Regions from separate parts of the Homo sapiens genome. Here region 1 is linked to region 2. Evidence: chromatin loops called from intact Hi-C (ENCODE). Cell type or tissue: heart right ventricle. All regions are shown on one strand. Links, peaks and the distances in the headings refer to the core of each region. The heading gives the core; the rest is flanking DNA. Region 1 holds the start of LOC107984252 (a long non-coding RNA gene). Region 2 holds the start of ANKRD1 (ankyrin repeat domain 1).

Region 1 (9,187 bases), core at 754-8,753, 53 kb after region 2:
TCTGTGTCATAAATGAAAGTCAAGAGCAGGAAAAACCTCAGTCAGTACTTCACAACATCCTATCACACAGAAATGAGTTGTTGGCAAGGAAAAGACCCCCATTTGTCCCTAAAGACTTGCATCAAAGATGGGATCCCCTGCCCAAAGCAATTAGGGAAATTCCTACTAACAGAAGAGATGTAGAAACATCTGTTTCCCACTGATGTCAAGGCCAGGGGTGGAGGCGCTGGCCTAAAATAACCTTTCCTGGGCCAAACAGCCTAATGGGACATTTAACCTCTCTGAGACTCAATTTCCTGATCTGTAAAATGACAATTGAATTAGTCCATATGGCATTCCCAGTTCAGAGACTTTAAGAGTTAAGATAATGGAATGTGGTGATCCTGTATAAATAAAAGAAACAAGCAATTTTTTTAAAAGCTATTTGGAAACCCCCTTCACAATTTGTGACTAGAGATAGAATTCAGATTTATAACTGAAGATAATCTTTTCCTATCTCCCCAAATACTTGCAATTTACTTTTTGGCTTACTGTTATATTCTATTGTGGATAAGCCAAATGTATTTTGTTCTGATTACATGAAAGCAAAACCAAGTAACTACTCCAATTAGGTAAGTAAACTCATAAACCTAGAGCGGTACAGCAAAGATGTAAATGAAAACTCACAAAATGTAATAAAGGACTCTAGTGACAAATGGATAAAGAGCAATGATGTCTGTGTTCAGGACCATTAAAATGATCTTAAGACGAAAAGTGGAACCCAAGGGCAGACAGGACAGCAGGCCCCATGGGCACTGGCATCAGCAGCTGGGCCACCAGGACATCCCTCTTGCCAGCGACCCAGGCACATGGCCTCTTATCTCTACATATCTGCTTCCCTCTTATGAAGAGGGGGTGTGGGCAGAGTGGACAAACTGATGAAAAAGTCTGCTGCAAAGTGCAGCTCTCTCAGTGAGGCTTTTCCCTAACAACACTGAGTCTTGGGTTTTAGTTACTTGTGGTTCTGGTTTTAATAGACTTAGCTGCTGTGGGATGCCTAAGAAGCTTAAATTTTGGGTGCCTTAGGATCACCAGGAAGAAAAACAAACAAACCAATAAAGATTTGGATAACAAGAGAGAAGTTGATTGAAAACTGTCAACTCCCTGAAAGTTTTAAACCAGGCATGAAGCCTCCTGTGTCCCTCATTCATCATGTTTCTGAAGACAGTTGACCTGTTGACTTAAAGACATCATTTAAGAGAGTCAGCCAGAACTAATGACAGTGTGAAGACCTGCTAACCATGGTGAGTATTGAGAAAGAGCTAGCTCAATAAGAAAAAGTCAACCTTGGCCTATTACTCAGACATCTTTGGCTTAAAAAAAATAATTTCCAGATCTCACAATAATTTGGACCAGGAGTTAGAAGATCAGACCCTAGTCCAGGTTTGATGCTAATTTTTCAGAAACCTTTTTCCTGGAGCTATTTGGTTAATGCCCCAGAATCCCTTCCCTACTGCCTTCCTTGGCTAAATGTTTTGATGTTTTGGAGAGTGCTAGAATCCTTGTTTCATCACTTACCATCTATATGCCTTGTGTATGTGACTGAATCTCTCTAAGCTTTTCTCACTGTAAAGACTTAAATTGTTAGCTTTCTTTTTATGTCTATGCGATTTGTTATTTTTGTTATATTTTTTAACTCTTTAAGAGCAGTATTTCTCACCTATAATACTTTGTCCTGTATCTTCTACCACCATTAGCATAAAGCCAATCTGGGAGACTGTGCTCAATAAATGTTATTTTTTGATTTTGGCATAAATATTAATAATCATTTATTGCAAAGTCTCACTGGGCAAGATATTGAATCTGGTTACCACCTGAGGGGAGACAGGAAGGACAAACAAGAAATGAGCTTTTCCTTAAGGAAGGTTCAATTCATTATGGGACCAGACAGGTAGACATGCAGCAAACTACTTAGCCATCTTTCCTCTTCTCTCCCACACCATGTGACTCTAGGGAGCCATTTGGGAAGTAGAAACTGTTGGAACAGAGCTATTTTCTGGACAGACAATCCTGGCTTCCTGGATCCTGTTTCTACCGAGACACAGGAAGGGAGCTGCTGATGCTCATTCGATGCCCGTGCCCCATTTTCCTAAAACAAACCCATATTGGACATCAAAGAAGCTATGTAGTTCTTTTCTAAAACTTTCAGTTAGTTGCCTTAAAGGTCCCAACTAAAGGCTGGGTGTAGTGGCTCACACCTGAAATCCCAGCACTTCCAGAGGCTGAGGCGGGAGGATTGCTTGAGACCAGGAGTTTGAAATCAGCCTGAGGAGAATAAGAGACTCGGTCTCTATAAAAATAAAAACAAAACCATTAGCCTGCTGTGGTAGTGTGTGCCTGTAGTCCCAGGCTACTCAGGAGGCTGTGTGGGGAGGATCACTTGAGCTCAAAAGTTCAAAGCTGCAGTGAGCTATGATTACACCACTGCACTCCAGCCTGGTGATTGAGTGAGACCCTGTCCCTAAAAAAAGAAAACCAAAAAAGATCCCAAGTAGAACAAGCAGTGATAAGCAAGGATGTGATGAAGAAGAGAGTTATCCATGCCTTGTCCTTCTGGTCCCCCCATCCTCTAATCACCTTGCAGTCCTTACAGCCTGCGGGGACCTGGGGCCTCATGGTGGATGCCTCCCTCTCCCCAGCTCTCTCTTTCTTCTGGCCAATCCATGCTGATCTTGCAGAGTAGAAGGTGAGGTTGGGAGCATGAGTTCTGGTTTCCATGGATGAGGGGAGAGGATGCGGCTGAATGAGAACGGAGTGAAGGTAGAGGGACAGAAAAGACAGACTTCCATTTCAGGTTACCGTTAGCTTCCTCCTTAATATTTTAAAATCTGACACTATTCACCAGTAAGAGGACTTGTTTTCTTCTGGTAATACCCCAGTAGCCTATGTGAGCAGATCCTATTCCCATCTGAACAGAACTTTGGTCCTCATTCTTGTGAAATAATAACTCTGGACTTATGGAGCTCAGGGACTGTTTGTCCCTTCCATGCTCAGGGTTATCGTGAAGCTCTCTGGTGTTAACTGACAATGAGGAATCCTGTTATCCCTAATTTCTCCCCTTCCCAGGTGGAGGAAAGGAGGCAGAGAAGAGTAAAGATCCAGCCAACCTCGTAACAATGAAATACAAGTGCTAATGTTAATTCTAGCAGTATCCTTCTATAGGAGTCCAAGAAATGTTTGTCCCCTGAGACACTGTGAAGATATTAGCAGATAGTTGAATCTGAATGTTAATTACACTGCCTTCTTCATGATTTCTAGAGAAACTGCTCGAGTGACACTTTCCTATATTCTGAGAGTACAGCACAAATCCAGTGTAATTGTTTTATTCATTTCTACCACTCCCTATCTTAGACTGCTAGCCAATTGGTGGCAAAGCCTGCCCTATCACCACTAGCAACTAAGGGCATTCAACCTTCCAACTTGCCTCTGGCATACAACATTTGTAAAAAGAAAAGAGTAATCTTTCGTCTCCATTGTAAGTGTTTAATTGGTTCAACAGCATCCTCCCTACCCCTCAAGCTCTCGGAGTTAAATATAAATTCAGTCCGTGATTGATGTGACAAAATATATACAAAGACAAATAAAAGACAGATTGCCTTTCAGGTCTGAAGCAGCAAGGCCCAGGAATTCTAGCAACATTGGCTTGTCTGAAACAGCACAGAGTGAATAGTATTATCATAACCAAGAGGGGTCAGAATAGCTGGACAACAGTAGCTGTATAAAAGGAAAGTGCAGGAAGCAAGCACCTGCAATTTGTCTCCAGGGCTGACCCACAGATGTGATTTATCTGTTCCTAGTTGCACTGACAGATGATTCAGCCCTTAAGAGCCCAAAGCCATAAAATACTTGAACCATACACACAAATTCCTTTGTTCTGATTTTATTCTCCGTAAGCAACTGACAAATTACGATTTGATTTCCCATTTATTTTTCAATGGTTCACTTTGTTCTAAAAAGTTTATAAGGGGCTTATAAAAGTGTATATGCTTCAGTTTAAAAGTTAAAATTGAATGTAAATGGACACGGTGGGTTGTGGTTTTGCCTGCCTCATATCCATTTTACCCTTATTATTTTCTCTGGGGAAATGATCTACCTCTCAGGTGGAACTGGTACCATTTCATCACAAGCTCTGAGTGAAGGCATGTAATCCACACCTGCCCTATCGGTAAATTCCATCCATCTGGTCGCAGTGGCTTGGCCAAGTGACTCACAGAAACTCAATCCTGGGGACTTTGTCAAAATGATGGGGAAAGAGAAGCTCTTCTTCCACTGGAACTTTTTTTTTTTTTTTTGAGACAGATCCTCCCTCTGTCCCCCAAGCTGGAGTACAGTGGCTCGATCTCAGCTCACTGTAGCCTCCGCCTCCTGGATTCAAGCAATTCTCATGTGTCAGCCTCCTGAGTAGCTGGGACTACAGAAATGCACCATCACCACACGTGGTTAATTTTTGTATTTTTAGTAGAGATGGGGTTTCATCATGTTGCCCAGACTGGTCTCAAACTCCTGACCTCACGTAATCTGCCCTCCTTGGCCTCCCAAAGTGCTGGGATTACAGGTGCGAGCCACTACACCCGGCCTCCGCTGGCACTTCTAACTGTAGGACAATAGCCTGGTGCTGCCAGAGCCCCCGGGCAGGGAGGCAGGAATCTGAGAATGGAGTCAACACAGAAGAGAGAAGAGCTCTGAGATGGAGAGAGAGACAGCTTATAGCTGAAATGTGAGATTTTTTCATTTTGTTTGTTTTTTAGTTCCCAGATCCAGCCATGGCTGAAGCTAGATTGATTCCTGGGATTTCTTAGTAGATATCATAGATTCTCTCTCTTTTTTTTTTTTCAATTATGTTGAGTTTCTGACCTGGCTGAAGGTCCTGATTAATTCAGTATATGAGAAAAGTAGGGTGAAAAAAAAATAGTGAAGAAAAAAATGAAGCTAGTAGTCAAGTGAGCACACATTCACAAAAATGTTTGCCATGAATTCCAGGATACTTGCTGGTACAGGCTGATCCGTCTACTCAAACTTCACAGCCATCAGTACAGGGCAAAAGCTGCTTAGTCATGTTGGCCAGAGTGTCCACAAGATTAAAACTCACCCAGATGCTCAGAAGAAATAAAACTATATTCCCGATTATGATACTTGAAAAAAAATTCTACCTTGGGCTGCTTGTAAGGAAGATGCTGTGTAAAATGGTGATTCACACCCTCAACCATATTCCTACAATAAATGTGACAATGAATTAATGGATTTCATGGGATTGTTTCTTATAACATCCTGATGACAAAACACCAAAGCACAGTTTAATGAGAGCAGTTTTAAAGTCGGGAAATGATGCAGGCCACTTGTGTAGTCACTGCTAGAATGGTTAGTCAGAACAAAGGTGACACCTGCAGGATAAATGAGTGCAGGCTTGATATGGTTTGGATCTGTGTCCCTGCCCAAATCCCATGTTGAATTGTAATCTCCAATGTTGGAGGAAGGGCCTGGTGGGAGGCGACTGGATCGTGGAGGCAGATTTCCCGCTTTGTGCTGCTCTCATGATAATGAGTGAGTGCTCATAAAATCTGGTTGTTTAAAAGCTTGTAGCGGGCCAGGCGCGTTGGCTCACGCCTGTAATCCCAGCACTTTGGGGGCCGAGGCGGGCGGATCACGAGGGCAGGAGATCCAGACCACGGTGAAACCCCGTCTCTACTAGAAATACAAAAAATTAGCCAGGCGTGGAGGCTGGCGCCTGTAGTCCCAGCTACTCGGGAGGCTGAGGCAGGAGAATGGCGTGAACCCGGAAGGCGGAGCTTGCAGTGAACAGAGATGGCGCCATTGCACTCCAGCCTGGGTGACAGAAAGACTCCGTCTCAAAAAAAAAAAAAAAAAAAAAAAAAAAAAAAAAAAAAAAGGCGTGTAGCACCTCCCTGCTCTCTATCTTGCTCTTGCTGCGGCCATCTAAGATGTGCCTGCTTCTCTTTCACCTTCCACCGTGATTGAAAATTTCCTGAGTCCTCCTGACAAGCCGCTCTGCATCCTGTACAGCTTGCAGAACTGTAAGCCAATTACACCTCTTTTCTTTATAAATCACCCAGTCTCAGATATCTTTTTATAGCAATGCAAGAATAGACTCATACAAGGCTGTACCCCTAGGTGACCGAATGCTTTAGGGCCATAAAGCCACTTAAAAATTCATTTGCTTTGAGCAGCTGATCTAAGTCTTATATTCTATGGCAATTAGTTGACAGGAATCTTTGTCTATTGAAGCCATTTTTTACTCTTACTCTGATTCCAGAAAACCACATCTCAAGCAAAGAAAAGGTTGTTTGTTGGCCGGGCGCGGTGGCTCACGCTTGTAATCCCAGCACTTTGGGAGGCTGAGGAGGGCGGATCACGAGGTCAGGAGATTGAGACCATCCTGGCTAACATGGTGAAACCCCGTCTCTACTGAAAATCCAAAAAAAAAAAAAAAAAAAAAAAAAAAAAAATTAGCCGGGCGTGGTGGCGGGCGCCTGTAGTCCCAGCTACTCAGGAGGCTGAGGCAGGAGAATGGCGTGAACCTGGGAGGGGGAGCTTGCAGTGAGCAGAGATCGCGCCACTGCACTCCGGCCTGGGCGACAGTGAGACTCCGTCTCAAAAAAAAAAAAAAAAAAACAAAGGTTGTTTGTCTTTCTCTTTCTTATGAGGGGAGTGGGCTTCCCATCTAGTTTTCCTAGAAGAAATCCCTCTCTGAGTTAAAAGAGCCTTCCTGCCTACAATCTGGCTGAGATAGAACATTTTTCATTTGTTTGTTTGTTTGCTTTAATCTTATGACTGTCACCACTGAGTGACTAGCATACAAGCAGGCCCTGTGGAGTTGAAGGACAGTTCAGGCAGCCCCTGCTTGCTTACATAAAGTGTTGGAAAACACACCGGAGTTGGACATGTGATAATCACACGGAAGTATATGTAATAAAAGTTTTCTGTTCCTACTGAGATGGAAAAGTCTATAAAGTCCCTAATAACACTTGACCCTCTGGATGCAATTTTGGAAGCTGGGTTTCTAGCATTTTGTATGTCCAACCAATTCTTCTTATTTATATGAACATTATTCATTTAAAAAAAAGTATGAAAAGTTCATTTTAATAATCGCAAATTTTAATTTGTTCCTTTTCTCTCTTGACTGGTATTTCCATTCCATTTCTTCTGTATAATTTCATCCTAATATATTTTTAAATTTGAAAGTTCTTTTGTTGATAGTTATCTTGAACAAATATACTTCTGTCAATTGAAATTCATTATTTTTATTCTTGTGACTGTAAAGTTCTTAGTGTTAAAATTTTCATCGGGATTCAGTTAACATACAATAGATATTAAAACCTGATTGATCAAAACAACAGAACTGTATTATAAATTTTAGTGAGTACTTATTAAACATAAGAAATAAAATTTTATTGAATAGTCCTTTCTTACTGAAACTTAACAGGACTGTTTTTACAGTTGGTTTGTATATTTATGGATAAATATCACTTATTGCTAGAATAAGAGGATTCAACATCAATTCTATTTCTCAGTTTTGTTTTTATAAATATAAGCATTAAGAAACTTGGTTTACATAAATAATTAGAAGGAAATTAGATGGAAAACATTTTGCTTTCTCAATGCCACTTAATCATTTGAGTGCCTTCTAAGTTATATTCAGAAAATCACATAGTGATCCATGTTAAAGTAATTTTTAATGATCTTTGAAAAAAATATTTGGCCCTCTTTTAATTTTCCTGAAGCAAATCATTAAACACCATAATGCTTGGGAAACACCATAATGCTTGGGAAAAGATTTTTTTAAAATCCTGTCATTAAAGTCATTTACTTTTGAAATATTTTATTTTTAATTGCCCCATTTTTCCAGCCCTAGACTTTTTTATACCCACAGTAAGTTCAGGCTGAGTGAGTGGCATGTTCATAAGAGAAGCACGACTGTGACAGGGGAATGGGAAATGGAGAACCAGCGTAATGTCTCCATTGCAGGTAAATTTCATACGGAAATTAGGTATCTGGAAAAAGATTCCCTTAAAACTGATTCTTTATACCCTTATATCCTTAAAAGGCCTCATGTACCTCAGGAGGCCTGTGTATCTCAGTTTGAGGGCCAATATTCTCGTAGAGACAAAAATGTATAAAAATATATACAATGTGATACTTCTTGATACTAAAAAAAAAATGCTATAAAAGGAAGCATATGGTAAAAACCTGGAGGGAGAGTGCTATGTGAGATAAGGCAATGAGAGAGGCCCCTGTGAGAGGGGCTGCCTAACCTGAGCCTGAAGGATGAGCATAGTTGTTTTGCAGAGCTGGTCAGGCATGTTGTAAGTGGGAGGAACAGCATGTGCAAAGGTCCTGTTGGAAATAAGCTTGGCATGTTTGAGTGGCAGAAAGAGGATCTGTGGGGCTGGAGCATGATGACCAAGGGGAAGAGTGGAAGAAAGTGAGGTCCAGAAATGGGCAAGGCCATATTTATGAGGCCCTGAGGGAGCTGCACATTATTTTCAGCATGATTCAAAGCCATCTGAGGTTTTAAGCAGGAGAATGACAAGAGCTGAGTTTTGCTTTAGAAATATCTTTCTGGGTGCTGTGAGGTAGGGGCAGTGGATGATAGGGAAGTAAAAATAAGCTAGCAAGTTGCAAGATAGCTATAGACTACTGCTGTCATCCACGAGGGAAGTGACTGCAGCTTAGAACAGGGGACAACACTGAGGCTGATAAGAAGAACTCAATTTAGGAAAGCATTTGGAGAAAAAGCCAACGAGAATTGCTGATGGGTTGCATATGCAGTGTGAAGAAAGAAAAATAATCTACCTGTAGAATAAATTCTAGAGGTGGAATTGCTTAATCATGTCTATGACATATTTTAAAAAAAAAACATAAACTGAAGTGCTGGGCAGATATTTTGGACGACACACTAAGTGATCAAGAACTCCAGTCTGAAAATCTACCTGGATAAGCAGTGATATGGACCCTACTCATGGGCCATTTTTCCATATCACCATACATGCCCCAGGCACTGAAAACTGCCAAATAAACCTTCTTAAAATGAGGTCCATTTTCAAGGAACAACTCTTATTGACACAGTTCTGATCAGTCCAAAGTGTGCAACTATCTAGTCTTAAGTATGTTTTATTTAAATAATGCCAGT
Region 2 (9,187 bases), core at 333-8,332:
AAAAAAAAAAAAAAAAAAAAAAAAAAAAATCCAGCCTGGGGGTAAAATAGCTGGCTTCACTGTCCTTTTCACAGAATCACTTTCCTTCCATTGTTTCCTTTCCTGTCCCTACATGCCTTCCCTTGCTTCATTCAAACTTCTGCATTAAAAATTCAGGAGAAAAGAGGGCTGTGATAATCAGCCCTCTCTTAAAAACTCTTACATGAGCGAATGACACATAAGTAGGCACTTGAACTTTGCTCTTTCACCTGGTTTAAGAACTACCTATGGGTGGGAAGGCTCTGAAAGTGTTATATACAAATGAAGCTCTGCTCACCAGATGGATGATCATGAAGGTCTGAATATCAGTAGCGTGGCAGTAAATAAATAAACAGGAATACATAAAAATAAATAAGAGTTTCACTAAAGGAAATTTAAACACCTATAACCCTGTGCTTTCTCAAAACTTCATTAGGTACATCTTCACAACACGTTGATAAATAGAAACTAGATTTTATGGCTAGTGTCTCTTCTCTTGGGCCATGCCTTCAAAATGCCAGTGAACATTTACTGATTAAGAGTCTGTCGTTTGCCTCAGAATGTAGCTATGCGAGAGGTCTTGTAGGAGTTCTCTCTGAGGCTGTCGAATATTGCTTTGGTTCCATTCTGCCAGTGTAGCACCAGATCCATCGGCGTCTTCCCAGCCTAATCAAATGAGATAAGGAAAGTTGACTTTCAGGTGGGTGACATCTGTAAATTCACATTCTCTGTGTGTGTTTCATGAGGTAAGGATTAGGTATATGTTATAACAGTGTTTTATGGTTTCCACCAGGAGTGATCTGCAGTTTATACTCAAACCAGTCCTTCACTGTTTCTCAGAGGGATGCTTTTGCCATTTTAGAGCAAAAATCTTTTTCACGTGGGACCATCCCAGGTATTGGTAAAATCCCTTGTCCCTAGACACTATGTGTCAAGAGCACCTCAAGTCATTTTGAAATTTATAAAATGTCTCCATACATCTTCCAGTATCCTGTGGAATGGACTCCCGGAGGTGGGAGCATGCCTCTTGGACCAAGAATCAGTGCCTATCCATTTGAATGATAGTTCTTTGATTGATAAGAAATGATGGTAAATGAGCTGCATCAATAACTTGGCTTAAGGACTTAGGTACTGCTTGGGTACTATTACTGTTCCTGGGAGCAGATTTTTCATAACTTGTCAGAATTTTCAATGGACTCTCCCAGGAAATGTATTTTTCTTGGAGTTGATGGCAATGACACATGTGAACAAATAATTTTTGAGACGAAATTTTGATTTCCCTTATGCACGTGTCTCAAGATTTAAAAATATTAAAACCATGTCATCTCTCAATTCTCATCTATAGATCTGAGAAGTCCAAAATTTTTCCATCTCTATTCATTGAGAAGTTTCTTTTTAACCCAGCGACTGCAAATTGGCAGCTTTGAGATGCAAACCAGAATAGAGACCTGTTTTGTTTTGACCCAAACAGAACTTAGATTTTTTTTAAGATTAGTATGAATTGGCAACAGTTGGAAACCAAGAGCTGGATTTGTGACTTCTATGAAAAAATCAGAAGAGTTAAAAACATGGTACCCATGGTTCCACAGAGCAACATAGACTGGGTTGGGGAAGGGCCACCTTTAAAAGAGTTATGTGCACAGACCCTGACAGCCACACATTGAAGTCACTTAGGCCATCTGCCCGGCACAGTGAGGTCAGTCTGCAGTCAGATTATGAGATCTGTAGGTATTTAAATTAGTGGCCCTATAACCTTCATTTTGGAACTTCCCCACCTCTGTAGTGTCTTTCTCTAGGAACAATCATCAGTAGACATGAATATACAGTTTTGGATAATGAGAAAATATTGTATGCTGCTCCCAATCTCCTTAAGATGGCATCAATAGGTTATTGATCTTTGGGGGAAACATCAATCCATTGGGTCAATGACATTAATAGTTCCATAAACCTGATGCTAATATCTAACTGATAATTCAGAACCCTAAGCCGTATTTGTATATTTTGGGCTACTCTTCCATAAATTCCTTGCACTTCTCTCCATTGAAATTTATATTGTGATTTTTCTGGCTACTTACACAGTCTCCCTAAACCTGTATGCTATTTGTCTCTGCTGGTAGTGTCTCACTGCCTGAAAAAAAATCTTCACATTTTCTGCAGCTTTCAAGATTTCATTTAACCTGCTCTTTTTCTGATAGTTTAAAAAAATATTAGATAGGATCAATTCCAATATCTAGACTGAGGAAGCCCTACTGTTAACACTTTCCCATCCCAAGCAATCTTCATTTATCACCATTCTTTGATCCTGTCACCAAGCCAGATTTGTTTTAAAAGATAAGATATTCCTCTCAGTCTTTGCAACACAAATAAGGGGAGAAAATTATTTGCATTTATATGATGACTGAGTTTCCCTCCCCCCCCCCCCACTCTTTTTTGTAAAGTGATTCTTCAAAAGCTTCTTTAAAATTATTTCTTCAGAAATTTATACCTGTTCCTCTGGGCAATATTTTTTAAGCTTATATTAGATGGTGTTTGTCTGGAAATTGAGACCATGAGGAAAAGTTGGTTATGTTCCCTGCTTACAGATGAAGTTAAATTAATATGTACTTATACAAGAATTTTCAGGGCCTAAATATAGGAAATTATTTTGAGAGATGTGAAGACAAATCCAAGTGGAGAATGGATAGAAATTATCTGAAAAAAAATACAGGCAAAAGCACAGCTACCCCTGGAAGAAAATGGTGACATTTCACATTGCTGTAAGGAGGAAAGGGACTTTCTGAATTACTCAGATTGGATATTGATTAACCTTAGTTCACTGGCTGCACTGACCCTTGTGGAATTTTAGGACATTTTGGAAATGGTGGATGCCTTTATTTCTAACTTCCTCAGCCCTTGCACAGACAGAAATGGCCAAAGCAGATTGGACTTCTAGGTGTTTGTGGGGATGAGCAAATTTTGACTATCTTTCATTTCCAAGACCAAATTGTAAAAGAATTACTATGCACTGTATCAGGCACTGAGGTCATAGCAGTATCTATGACTTCCCTCATCTCTGGCCATGTGAACTGGGTCCTAGCCAAGATAAACACTGTCCTTGGGGAAATGGGCAGGGGCATTTAGACCATCGAAGACCCCTCAAATACTGCCATTGTGGGAGTCGTTTCACCTATTTAAGAAATGCTCCTGGAAATTGGAAAGCTTGCAAGCGGTGTTTCTTGTTTCCAGTACTTACACAGTTCTTGATGTTGAGATCCGCGCCATACATAATCAGGAGTCGGATCATCTTATAGCGGTTCAGTCTCACCGCATCATGCAACGGGGTATCTCCTTCCTAGAGAAGCAGAGTCAACAGGTTCAAGGTGGGTCTGAGGCCAGGAAGTGGGTCCTGCAAGGGCACCCAGGCTTGGGGGAGTGATTCCAAATACAAAAGCAATGAAGCTTTGGGAAACCCGAGCGTGTCCAGCTACTCACTCTGTCTTTGGCGTTGAGGTCTGCCTCACAGGCGATAAGATGCTCCGCGCACTCATAGTGGCCAGTCCTCACCGCCACATGCAGCGCTGTGCTGAGCAACTGGAAAATTGGAAAACGCTGCTGATTCGCTAGGAATGAGGACAGAGGCTGTCCCAGACCCCAAGACATGTGCGAGGGGGAGAAGTGGTCACTAGGGTGCCTGCACACAGCATGGGCCTCCAGATGACTTTAATGGAGAGGCGAGGTTAGGAGATGGAGGGGTGGGGGAGGAGGGAAGGGCGGGTGGGGGAGAAGGAGGAGGGGGAGGGGGAAGAGTGGGAGAAGTGGAGAAGGATGGGGGACAGGGAGGGGGAGGGGGTGAATGAAGGGAGAAGGAGAAGAAGGAATACCTTATCTCGGGCGCTAATTTTTGCTCCTTTATTCAGCAACAATTTTAAAACATCCAGGTTTCCTCCACGGCTTGCCCAGTGGATGGCTGTGGATTCAAGCTATACCGGGAGGGAAGACCCGACAATGTGAAGGAGAATGTGGTCTGGGGAATTAGAACCTGGTTGCTAGGGCATCCGTGAAAATAATGAGTTGTCCCCATCTAGATTGACAATTCTAACTGGAGTCGAAGGTTCTTACCAAATGTGTTAGCTAAATTACATGTGTGTGTGTGTGTGTGTGCATATGTGTGTCTTATTAGGAGGCTCTTAATAAATCTAATAATGTTTTAAAAGAATAAGAATGGCCACTTATTGAGACATTTCTCATGCCAACATGGTGCTACACTTTAGACACCTTGATTCTTCCAGCAACATTTTGAGGTAGGTGTTGCTATGCACATTTTGCAGATAAGAAAAACCAGGTTCCAAAAAGTTCAAGTTTCTAGCCCAAGGAAACACAACTAATAAGAGGCAGAATACACAGTCAAACTCCCCTCTGCCTGGAACTTCTAACTTCTTTTGTCAAATGTACACAAAAGTTCTAAACACATGTATTTAAAAATTTTGGCAGAATAAAAGTAGTCCCTTCCAAAATATTTTAATCTGGATCTGACACCTCATCTAGGGTCCCTGTCGCTCTTTCTCTACTTCTGTGGGTTTTCTGCTCATTTTTGCTAGCACAGCCTCTGTACCTCAACTGTAGTCACTTGTGTCTACAGTTGTAACGTGTATAGTTACCCCTAGGAGACCCTCTCCTCACTGATCTATGTGGTTGGTATGCCCCTGGCCTTAATCCCACACTCATGATTTTTAGTTTCCATGCAAACTTCATATTTTGTTTCTTGATTTTTTTTTCAATGTGTTTATGTTTTGGATTCAATTTTGGCCAAGTCCCTTGGATTTCTTTGATATCCCGTTGCCGCTTTGCTATAAAGTCAAAATGAGCTGCATTTAAATACATAAAGAATTTTCCCAGCTCAATCTTCAGTTCATAAATTATGCTGCATACTGGTCTTCGTAGAAATCACAGTGATTGAATTATTGAGGTCTGAATAGCAGCTACTTTCCATAGATGCAATTCATTTCATATGCAGTCTAGCCCCAAATCTCATTGGTAGCAATTGGCATCTATCATATAAAGTGTGCAGCTAGAGAATTCGTATATGTTGCTGGCAGCCAACCATAAGCAGGCTGCCCTGTGAACAATGGAGGGACAAGGCTGTTGAAAGGCAAGTGTCGAAAATGAATGACTAACTCGCTGATGAGGATATTGAATTCAGTTTAACAGCTTTCACTTCCTTCTTTTCCCTGAAATATTCCTCTATTTTCAGTATGTATGGAAAATATTTTCACATGACCTACTCTCATCTCCCAACTTTCCTTTATTTGGAGAAATGAGCTTTTGCCTAGTTCTCTCAGATCAATTTTCAATCCAATCAGCTCGGTTTTGCATTGGAGGTTTTCCGGAGCTTCATATAGTCTACTTCTTTTGGCTCATTCCCAAGCAAAGAAATATATTTACCATATCACGGAATTCGATCTGGGCTCCAGCTTCCATTAACTTCTCCACAATTGCCAAATGTCCTTCCAAGCATGCTCTATGAAGAGCTGTCCGTTTATACTATCAGAACAGAGATTTTAAACAGAGATAGCAATAAATATAAAAATGTGTGTAAACCCTTTTAAGAGCTATGAAGCTGGAGATTCTGATGACCTAACTGATAGAAACTCAAGTGCTTCTTTATGAATAGAAATGTCAAAGTTAACTAAAATTGCAGAATCAGAACAATTATCCTGCAACTAATATTTGAGCTTCCTCCAATATACATTTCCAAGGGCTCAAAGGCCTACGTTGAGGAGTGTGAACTTAAAGGCTCAAAACTATCTAAATGCTGACATCTCCGTTTCTTCTATCTTGCACCTTCCTTGTTCATGTAGCATTACCATGCAGATCAGACAGCTTTCTTGCATCTGGGACTGTTGCTAGACTATCAAAAAGTTTCCATTCATTTTTAGGAGAATGGGAGACATGTTTTTAGTTCAACTTCAGAAGCGGTCCCCAATTTCACTTCATGGGGGAAAGAATACAAAAAGATTAGTGATTTCTGATAAATTGGCTTTATTTGAATGGGCTAATGAACTATTAGAGCTGGAACAACTTTAGGCGTTATTTCACTCCAATGCCCCATGTTTACAGATAAGGAAACCACAGCCCAGAGGATGCAAATTAGCTGCTCAAAACCAAATAGCCAAGTAGTGGTACAACTGGCCCCTGAACTCCAATCTCCAGATTTCTTATCTAGTGTTGACGTGCTTGGTTTTAATCAAAGATGATGCTAATAATATATCTCTAAAGGTGACTTTTTGGCCCACATTAAAAGTCTTATCCCAAGAATCTAAGAAGTTAAAGAAAAACTGAAAAATCAGCCAGATGTATATGAGTGCAAAAAACAATGCAATCCGTATCACTGATCTAATATCTATTTATTTTTTGGACCACTGAACTCTCCTATTAGGCTCCTGGCATACACAGCAACAGCTGGGGAAACTGTTTCAGGTGGAAGGACTTTGGCACTATATTAGCAAGACTGGAGTAAAGCATAAGAAACATAAAATTAATGAGCTGGATTTTGCAGTGCTTTGCATGAGTCTTACCTCATCACAAACATCTGGATTGTTCTTGTCTGACAAGAATTTTTCTACTACTGGCAGTTTATTCTCCAGAGCAGCCTTCAGAAACGTAGGCACATCCACAGGTTCCGTCTAAAGCCAAAATAAATAAATATATATATATATATATATATATAGCATGAGAGTTACCGTGAGCTTGCCAGCATTCAATCAAACCCTCCACAGATATTTGCTCCCCTGTAGCACAACACTGGACATGTATTACTGGAAACCAAAAAAAAAGCCCTTACAATGATTTCAGGTTCTGGTTCCTTTACAACTGGAACTTTAGTTTTCCTGTATTTTTTCCTTTTCTTCAGTTGAATGATTATTTCAAGGTCTTCTAAATTTTCAAGCTTTGATCTTTGTTCTAGTTTTTTCTTTTTGAGCTAAAAAAGAAATTCGTATTTCAAAAATATGGTGAGTTCTACTGACAAGCATTCTGGTTGTGTCTAAACTAAATCTGCAAGGTCTGAGATAAACATGTGAACAGTTTGAGCAAAAACATTTTTTAAAAATTATATAAATCTTTGACTTCATTTTAGGGATTTCTTATTCAGATATTTATCTGGGAGTCTAATTTTCAGCTAATTGCCATCATCTTTACTTCTGTTGCTTGTAGAATCAGCCCTTGACCAATTGAGGACACGATCTGGTCTCTAAGTGATGACTTTGTAATTAATGCCATAAGCAAGTCTTAGATTTTTAAAGGATTTTTAAAATTATGCTCAAAACTTGGTTTAATTTTTGAGCATGATAAAAAGAATCTAACAATAAATGTTAAGCTCTGAAATATCAATGTCATTCTCTTTCACTAAGCAGAGCCTTCTAAAACAGACTGTCCAGGGACCACAGCTAACTAAAGCAAATTTTATCTGTGTTAGTAATTAAGGAAAATTCACCCAGAAACACAGATTGTGTCAACACAGATAGCAGACAGTTAAACAATGATCTATGGACCACAGACCATGTTATTGAGAAAAAGAGATCTCCGTTGCTTGGGATTAACTACATGGTGTGTAACATCAGGAATTCACTGGACATGTGTATCTTTCAATCAAAACATGGTCACAGCACATTTATTCATTGATTCAGAATTCAGAGGTCATAGTCTTGTCAAAGAGTTATTTCCCAAAACCTGTTCCATACAAGTTGCCTCTTTACGGGTTAGAATCTGGTAAAGAGACATCTTAATGATTGGGTTTGTTTCTCTCTTCTCCTTCCCTGACATTTCCATTCCCTACCCCAGCCCCAACATCCTACTAGTGGATTCCACAGATGGCTCTCACCTCTGCCTCTCGTTGTTTCTCGCTTTTCCACTGTTGCTCCCCCAGGGTCACAGGGTGGGCTAGAAGTGTCTTCAGATCCTCCTGCTTCTCTAAAGTAACAGCAGCTTCATACTCTCCATCTCTGAAATCCTCAGGAAGGAATTCCCCTGCCTCCCCATTGCCATTCTTCTTTCCAGTGACCTATGAGGGAAGAAGATGGCAGCGTCAGAAGCAGCAGCCTCGTCCTGGGTCATTCTTCACAGACAATGCCGCAGGAGGCTCTTGGTCCTTCTCCCCTGGGAACAGCCACCTTTGAGCAGTGCACTCTCAGATCTCAAGCTGCGATGCACACTGCTACAATTGTCCCAGAATTACCTTCAGATGCTTGTCCTACTCTCTTGGTTAAATCAAAGCTTGGGTTAGGTTGACAGATTAAATCTACTTTTAATCTGCTTAATCACATTTCTTTTAGGAAAATCAAAAACCTTCTCTGCTTAATTAAAACTCAACTTTAGGTACTTTTGATGAGTTTCGCCTTATTGTAAAGTTTCCGGGCTTACATTCTTTCAATAACACTTCTTCCCTAAGACATTTTGATAACTACACGTGATTCCACACTGTAGTAATAAAACCAAAGGAGAAGATATTAAATAGGAAATATGCAGAGAATTCATTACTGGTAGCTCCATTTTTTTTTTCCAATTTCACTTGTTTCATCACATCAACCTTTTTCCATATATGACATTTTCAGAGTTCCCTTGCATTACACCTGAAAGCAAAGGGCATTTCAATTTTCAAATAAAAACCAAGATGAACCAGTTTTCATTTTATAAAATTAATGCATCTTACATACCAGTTCCTCTACTTTCAGTACCATCATGTTGGCTGAAGGAGTCTTGTATGTTTTTCTGTCGTGGAAGGAATCCCTGGAGTTGGCCCTGCTGGGCCCCTCCACACCGGTCAGCTTATATAGCTGGGGCCGGGTGAGATAATCTTCCAACCTGGGAACCGAAGTAACACTCCCACCCCCATTAGGAGCCAACTCAGAGGCAGGTGAATTTTCATTCCAGACTCAGTGTCTGGGAAGCTGAAGAGGGAGGGGAGGACAAGCTAACCCTGCTGAATATGTGAATCAGGAAGAAATGTGAGAGGGCCATTCCTTTGGTGGTGATCACATCGCTCAGCAATGCAAGTCATCCTATTTGTCAAGAGTCAGGGGACAGCTGTCTGTTGACATTGCACCACATCACTGCCCTTTTTTTCTTTGTCAGCTTTCATATGACTACCTATCAAGAAAATGTAGATGCCCTACATATCACACCCCCAGTAATA

Evidence for each region. Hi-C counts contacts between places; a loop is a spot of excess contacts. Peaks named below come from ENCODE experiments on the same cell type or tissue, not always from the same donor. Only the 100,000 strongest peaks of a DNase experiment are listed, where the experiment ranks them.
Region 1: a loop joins it to region 2, with 6 times the contacts of the local background. A loop is called at or near these places in 28 of 110 quality-filtered maps.

Annotation. Positions count from the first base shown.
Region 1 is chr10:90,965,072-90,974,258 of GRCh38, forward strand. All of the region lies in intron 3 of XLOC_008559 (a long non-coding RNA gene), which reads left to right. It overlaps LOC107984252 (a long non-coding RNA gene), which reads left to right and starts at 951. Exons shown (of 3, transcript XR_001747547.2): 1 at 951-1,283. In heart right ventricle, for the core only: a CTCF peak has its summit at 5,435 (motif pointing left); no DNase peak of the experiment used is centred there; H3K27ac peaks cover 6,295 bases.
Region 2 is chr10:90,912,293-90,921,479 of GRCh38, forward strand. It overlaps ANKRD1 (ankyrin repeat domain 1), which reads right to left and starts at 8,795. Exons shown (of 9, transcript NM_014391.3): 1 at 8,709-8,795; 2 at 7,877-8,056; 3 at 6,839-6,976; 4 at 6,573-6,680; 5 at 5,440-5,538; 6 at 3,879-3,977; 7 at 3,490-3,588; 8 at 3,251-3,349; 9 at 1-684. The coding sequence starts at 8,735. The coding sequence ends at 574. In heart right ventricle, for the core only: no CTCF peak of the experiment used is centred there; a DNase peak (open chromatin) is centred at 3,613; H3K4me3 peaks cover 4,981 bases; H3K27ac peaks cover 6,464 bases.